Linked DNA regions of Homo sapiens: region 1 is linked to region 2. A link is an interaction called in ENCODE POLR2A ChIA-PET data of the cell type or tissue named here. Cell type or tissue: PC-9. All regions are shown on one strand. Links, peaks and the distances in the headings refer to the core of each region. The heading gives the core; the rest is flanking DNA. Region 1 overlaps AKT3 (AKT serine/threonine kinase 3). Region 2 overlaps LINC02774 (long intergenic non-protein coding RNA 2774).

Region 1 (2,925 bases), core at 163-2,662, 350 kb after region 2:
TTAGGGATACTTTATAATTATTTTATGTTTTTAAGTTATAAATGGTTTATCAGTCATTATTAAAAATTTCAATTTGTAGTTGATTCTTGCTAATATATAGACATACAGTTGATGTTTACTTATTAGCCATACTAATATTAGTTTTAGTAGTCTTTTATTGTAAATATATTGGATTTCTCTATGTAGATGATCATGTCAGGTGAGAACAAAGACAGTTTTACTGCTATTTTCTAATATGTGTACATTTCCTTGCCTTATTAAACTATCCAGGATGTTTAGAACAGTGTTAAAGAGCAGGATAAGAGCAAATATCCTTGCTTTATACCTAATTTTAGGGCAGAAGCATTCATACTGTCACCATTAACCATGTTGTTAGCTGTAGATTTTTCGTAGATGCTCTTTATTAAAAGTTGAAGAATTTCTATTAGTAATTTGATGAGTTTAAATAATCTTAGTTTGATTAGCTCTGCTTCTTTGTTCTTATGGTGGTAGCTTTAGGGTTTAGAATATGTATCTTTTCTCATCACGGTAGACTTTCAAACAATATGCTGTGTCACTTTACCTGTACTGTAAGAACCTTATAACAGCATACGTCTATTTTCTTACCTTCTATCTGAACCTTAAAAGGCATACATCTGTTTCCCTGCCTTCTGTCTTTTGTGCAGTTGTTCTCAGACATTTTACTTCCATGTATTTTTTAACCTTTACAATACACTGTTTTTGCCTTAAGCAATTATCTTTAAAATAATTTTTAATAGAAAAAATGTTTTATATTCATAAAGTAGTCATTTTAAGTGTTCTCTTTTCCTTTGTGTTGGTATACATTTTCATCTATTACATTTTCCTTTTGCATAAAAACTTCCTTTAGCATTTGTTTTTGTAGTGCAGGTCTGATAGCCGTAACTTTTGTTAGCTTTTATTTGTGTGAGAAAATCTGCATTTTGTCTTAAGATGTTTCCCTTTCTTTAAAACAGTTTTGCTGAGTTAATAACAAATTATAAATAATTTGTACATATTTAAAGTGTACAATCTGATAACTTTTGACCCATGAAATCATCACCACGATAAAAATAACATCCCCACAAATGTTCTCCTATACAGGAGATTTTAGGAGGAAAGGTGCATTTGAACTAAATCTTCAAGAACAGGTATGTTCCCCAAATAAGATTAGCTCATTCAATCAAAAGTATGTATTAAATGCTTACTGCGTTCGCTAGGATGAATAAAACAGTCATGATTTCTAGAAGGAGATGCATATTATAAAATAATAAAACAAAATAAACCCAATAAATATAATGGCAACAGAGTGCTGTAGTATGAGAGAGAATGATGGAGAACCTACTATAAATTTAGTTATCTCTTTGAGGAAGTAGTGTTAGGTTGACATTTGAAGGGTATGTGGGAAGGAACTTCCTGTGCTCTGATGAGAGAAGCCTGTTGAGCATGAGACTTTAGGGCACGGCTGTAGATGCAGTCATCTTTTTGCAAGGATGGGCTGAATACCTGTTCACTTACTAAACCGTGGGAGTACAGCTACACTCTAGTGCAGTTCCTGTTAGGCTATTATGAGAGAGAGTTATGGAGAAAATTTCTTCCTAATAGAATGATGAAATATGCTTGTATATTTAGTAGTTTGAGTTAATGCATTTTACATTACTGTATTCCTATAGCATGGCTAAGCTTAACAATAAAAAAAAACTATGTAGTCTTTGCCTTTATAAAGGAACTTAACTTGATAAAGATAAGCTCCCTATTTTAGCAGCAAATAATTCACTTTCCTTTTTGAACAAAGATAAGATTATTCAACTATTATATATGATTTTTAATACTTCCAATGAAAATATTTTACCTCAAAAACCTTAAGGATGATTTTTCTTATAATTTTTTGAGAGGTATTTCTGAATTTAATTTTATTTTTTGCAATACATATTTATGAAGAATATAATATGTGTCATATACTAGGCATGGTGCTGAAGATGCAAAGATATGGTGTACTGTCATAATTTTCTCATTTTCCTATGCCTTTGCCAAGAAAAAAATAGAGCATTAAATTTATAATAAGCATAAATCAGTACATTAATTATTAGTACATTTATTTGAAACCTTTGAATAATTTTTTTCTATTGCAAAAGTGATAATGTACATTCATTACAGAGAACTTCAAAAAGCCAAAAAAATTATTTTAATTCTGTCAAAAAAGTTCTTATTGAATGCTGCTTTCTTCAAGGCAGGCACTGTACTATGTGCTTAGTATACTACATGAGCAAGACAGATGGTCTCTGCATTTAAGAAGGGCATAGGCCAGGCCCAGTGGCTCATGCCCAGCACTTTGGGAGGCCAAGGCAGGAGGATCACTTGAACCCAAGAGTTCAAGACCAGCCTGAGCAACATAGGGAGACCCTGTATCTACCAAAATAGTTAAAAATTAGCCAGGTGTGGTAGCCAGTGCCTGTGCTCCCAGCTACTCGAGAGACTGAAGTGGGAAGATTGAGTGAGCCCAAGAGGTTGAGGCTGCAGTGAGCCATCATGCGACTGCACTTCAGCCTTGGCAACAGAGTGAGACCCTGTCACCAAAACAAAACAAAACAAAACAAAAATGCATAGTATTCTGGGGAATGGATATTAAATAATTACAAGTATTTTTTGAGGTATGAAACAGAAGATAAAAACCACTCTAAATCTTACCATCTAGAAATAATTGCTAATACCGTGTTAATATATTTTCCACTGTTTATACTGTACACATATTTTCAATTTTATCATTTTAAAATATGTTACTTGTTGCCTACTAATTATGTAGATACACTTTAACTTATTAAAACCTTCCCAAATCATTGAACGTTTAGGTTGTTTTCATTTTTTAGTCAACTTAAGTATAATTTACATATAATGAAATGAACTCATTTTAAGTATATGATTAGATGA
Region 2 (2,925 bases), core at 225-2,724:
GTTTAACTCATCTTAAACATGAATCAAGCTCAAAAGGGCAATAGGGACGGAGATATCCATTAAGAAGTCATCAAGGCCAGACACGGCGGCTCACGTATGGAATCCCAGCACTTTGGGAGGCCGAGGAGGGCGAGTCACTTGAGCTCAGGAGTTAGAGACCAGCCTGGGCAACATGGTGAAACTCCATCTCTGCTAAAAATACAAAAATTAGCCAGGCGTGGTGGTGCATGCCTGTGGTCCCAGCTACTCAGGTGGCTGAGGCGGGAGGATTGCTTGAGCCTGGGAGGTCAAGACTGAAGTAAGCGAAGATTTTGCCACCGCACTCCAGCCTGGGCGGGAAAACAAAACAAAACAAAAAAAGTAATCAGTGTTTTTCCCAGGAACAAATTCTGCTTCTTCGAACCCTATTTTCTGTTTTGACCATATCCTTTCTGTGGACACATGGTCTCTCTAGCTGGGCTACTGAATATTTATTTAGCATAGTTAGTCACAGAGTGGCCCCTGTTCTGTGGGTCTGGGAGAAAGCCTGCATCTTCCTACGATTCAACTTGATGTTCTGAGTTTTGGAGGTATCCCTTCCATCCCAGCCTATACTCTCCAAATTCATTCTGGAATTTTTTTTAAAGAAGCATCTGAGTACAAGACTGAGACTTAAATAACTATATAATGCTTAGGAATCTCCTATATAAAAAGATCAAACTGTACAGAGGAGTTTATTTTCTTATCACCTGCTATAAGATTATTCATTGCTGTTTTATGGCCGGTATGTTTATCTGGTTTGATAATGGCTATTTTGGCAAAATAAAATAAAATAAATAAAATGTGGTTGTCATCTAGATCTTAGGCAAAACATATGAATTATTTCAATGATGAGACAAGATACCACCAGGCATCATGAGACAGCCTATCCGGATTGCGGGGAAGGCTCTTGCAGGGAGAAGGGGAGGCAAAAGAAATCTCCTGACTACTGAAACTTGCAAATCACAAATTATAAAACAATAAAATCATATCAAATGCCACCACCTTCTTTATGGAACCCATTAAACCATGGTCAAAACAAGGGGCTACATTTCTTGAAGATAAACAAGGCAGCCTGTGTTGTCATCACTTAATTGAACTCAAATCCTTCATTGGTATCCCAAGATGATCAGATACCTTGTAATGGAAATTCCCCAGTTATTAACAGTACAGGAGCACTATTGTGAGCCTAAGTTCTCAACTTGGGTAACAAACAGCATTGCAATCCTCCCTGACTCATCCCTCGGGCTGTTTCACTAGGGCCCAGTAAACTGAGACTTTGGCTCTTGGCCGCTAGCATTCCTCTGGGATTCTGTGTGTCCCACAAGACAAGAAGTCATTTGTAAGATCCAACATGCCTAGCTCAGAAATAAGCACGGGTGTTCACAAACCCTTCAAAAGGTAAACACTGTATTAGGGACCCAATATCTAATAGGTGAATTTAGGGGAAGGAAAGTGTGTTTGTTTCCTAGGTCTGCCACAATAAATGTGCCACTAACTGAGTGGTTTAAAACAAAAGATATTTGGCTGGGCGCCATGGCTCACGCCTGTAATCCCAGCACTTTGGGAGGCCAAGGCAGGTGGATCGTGAGGTCAGGAGTTCAAGAGCAGCCTAGCCAACATAGTGAAACCCCGTCTCTACTAAAAATACAAAAATTAGCTGTGCATGGTTGCACGTGCCTGTAATCCCAGCTACTCGGGAGGCTGAGGCAGGAGAATCGCTTGAACCCTGGAGGTGGAGGTTGCAGTGAGCTGAGATCAGCCGTTGCACTCCAGCCTGGGCAACAGAATGAGACTCCATCTCAAAAACAAAACAAAACAAAAACAAAAACAAAAACAAAAAAAAAACAAAAAACCTCACACACCAGATATTTAACCTCTCACAATTCTGGAAGATTAAAGTCCTAATTCATAACCTGCAGGTGTCTGCTGGGCCACGCTTGTTCCAAAGGCTCCAGGGGAGGAGACTTCCTTGCCATCCTAGCTTCTGGTGATTGCCCGCAATCTTTGGCATTCCTTGGTTTGTGGCCTTGTGTGTCTGTGTCCCTATGTCCAAATTGCCTTCTTCTTATAAGAACACCAGTCATTGGATTAGTGCCTACCTTAATCCAAGACAACCTCATTTTAACTTTATTTAACTTTCAAAGATCCTGTTTTAAAATAAGGTCACATTCACAGGTATCAGGGGTTAGGACTTAAATCTTTTTGGGGGGACACATTTCAACCCACAATAGAAGGGAACTGCAGGTTTTTAGCCTTTGTTCTTTGTCACAAAAGACATAAAAAATTTTATTTTTTACAAATCCTGGAGGCTGCAAATTTTAAGAAAAAAACAGTTTCAAAGTTATGTGAAGCAGAGAGGTATTTTACCATAATTTTAAAATGCATTCTAAATAATTTTAAAAATCCACAAATTTGAAAATGTTATTAGCATTATTAAATTTTATTTTGAACTTTTAACATGTGAGTAAAACATGCTAATAGGACTGATGAAGACGTACAGAGACAGAACCCCGATAGGGTGGCAGTTGTGGGGATCACTGTGCAGACATGCAAGCGGAAGTAAAAAGAATTCTTTGAGCCCCCAAAGATTAGGAATTGGCAGTAATGCTTTTAGCACCTCCATATCCTATCAGTCATTTTAAACATCTAAGATTCCCATTGCAGAAACATGGCACATAGAGTCAGGAAACAAAGGTTATATAGATATTTGCAACCTGTAACTGTCCTAGGATCGATCACAAGAAATTCAGTAGGTGCCTCACATAACTAAGCACTGATCATTGATACTAAGACCAGATATGTGATCTAAATTAGCAAAGACACACTCCATGCTGCTTTGAAAATAATCACCATAGATGTTATGCTTTTTCTTGATCATCTCTTTCAGCAACACCAAATTGCTCT

Evidence for each region. Peaks named below come from ENCODE experiments on the same cell type or tissue, not always from the same donor. Only the 100,000 strongest peaks of a DNase experiment are listed, where the experiment ranks them.
Region 1: POLR2A ChIA-PET joins it to region 2 with 7 read pairs; 1 of 35 experiments calls an interaction of 5 or more read pairs at or near these places.

What each region holds. Positions count from the first base shown.
Region 1 is chr1:243,597,168-243,600,092 of GRCh38, reverse strand. The region is part of intron 8 of AKT3 (AKT serine/threonine kinase 3); the gene reads left to right. Among named protein-coding and RNA genes, the nearest start is that of AKT3-IT1, 200 kb to the left of the region's middle. In PC-9, for the core only: no CTCF peak of the experiment used is centred there; a DNase peak (open chromatin) is centred at 1,492; H3K27ac peaks cover 2,500 bases.
Region 2 is chr1:243,948,745-243,951,669 of GRCh38, reverse strand. The region is part of intron 1 of LINC02774 (long intergenic non-protein coding RNA 2774); the gene reads right to left. Among named protein-coding and RNA genes, the nearest start is that of LINC02774, 33 kb to the right of the region's middle. In PC-9, for the core only: no CTCF peak of the experiment used is centred there; a DNase peak (open chromatin) is centred at 1,259; H3K27ac peaks cover 1,016 bases.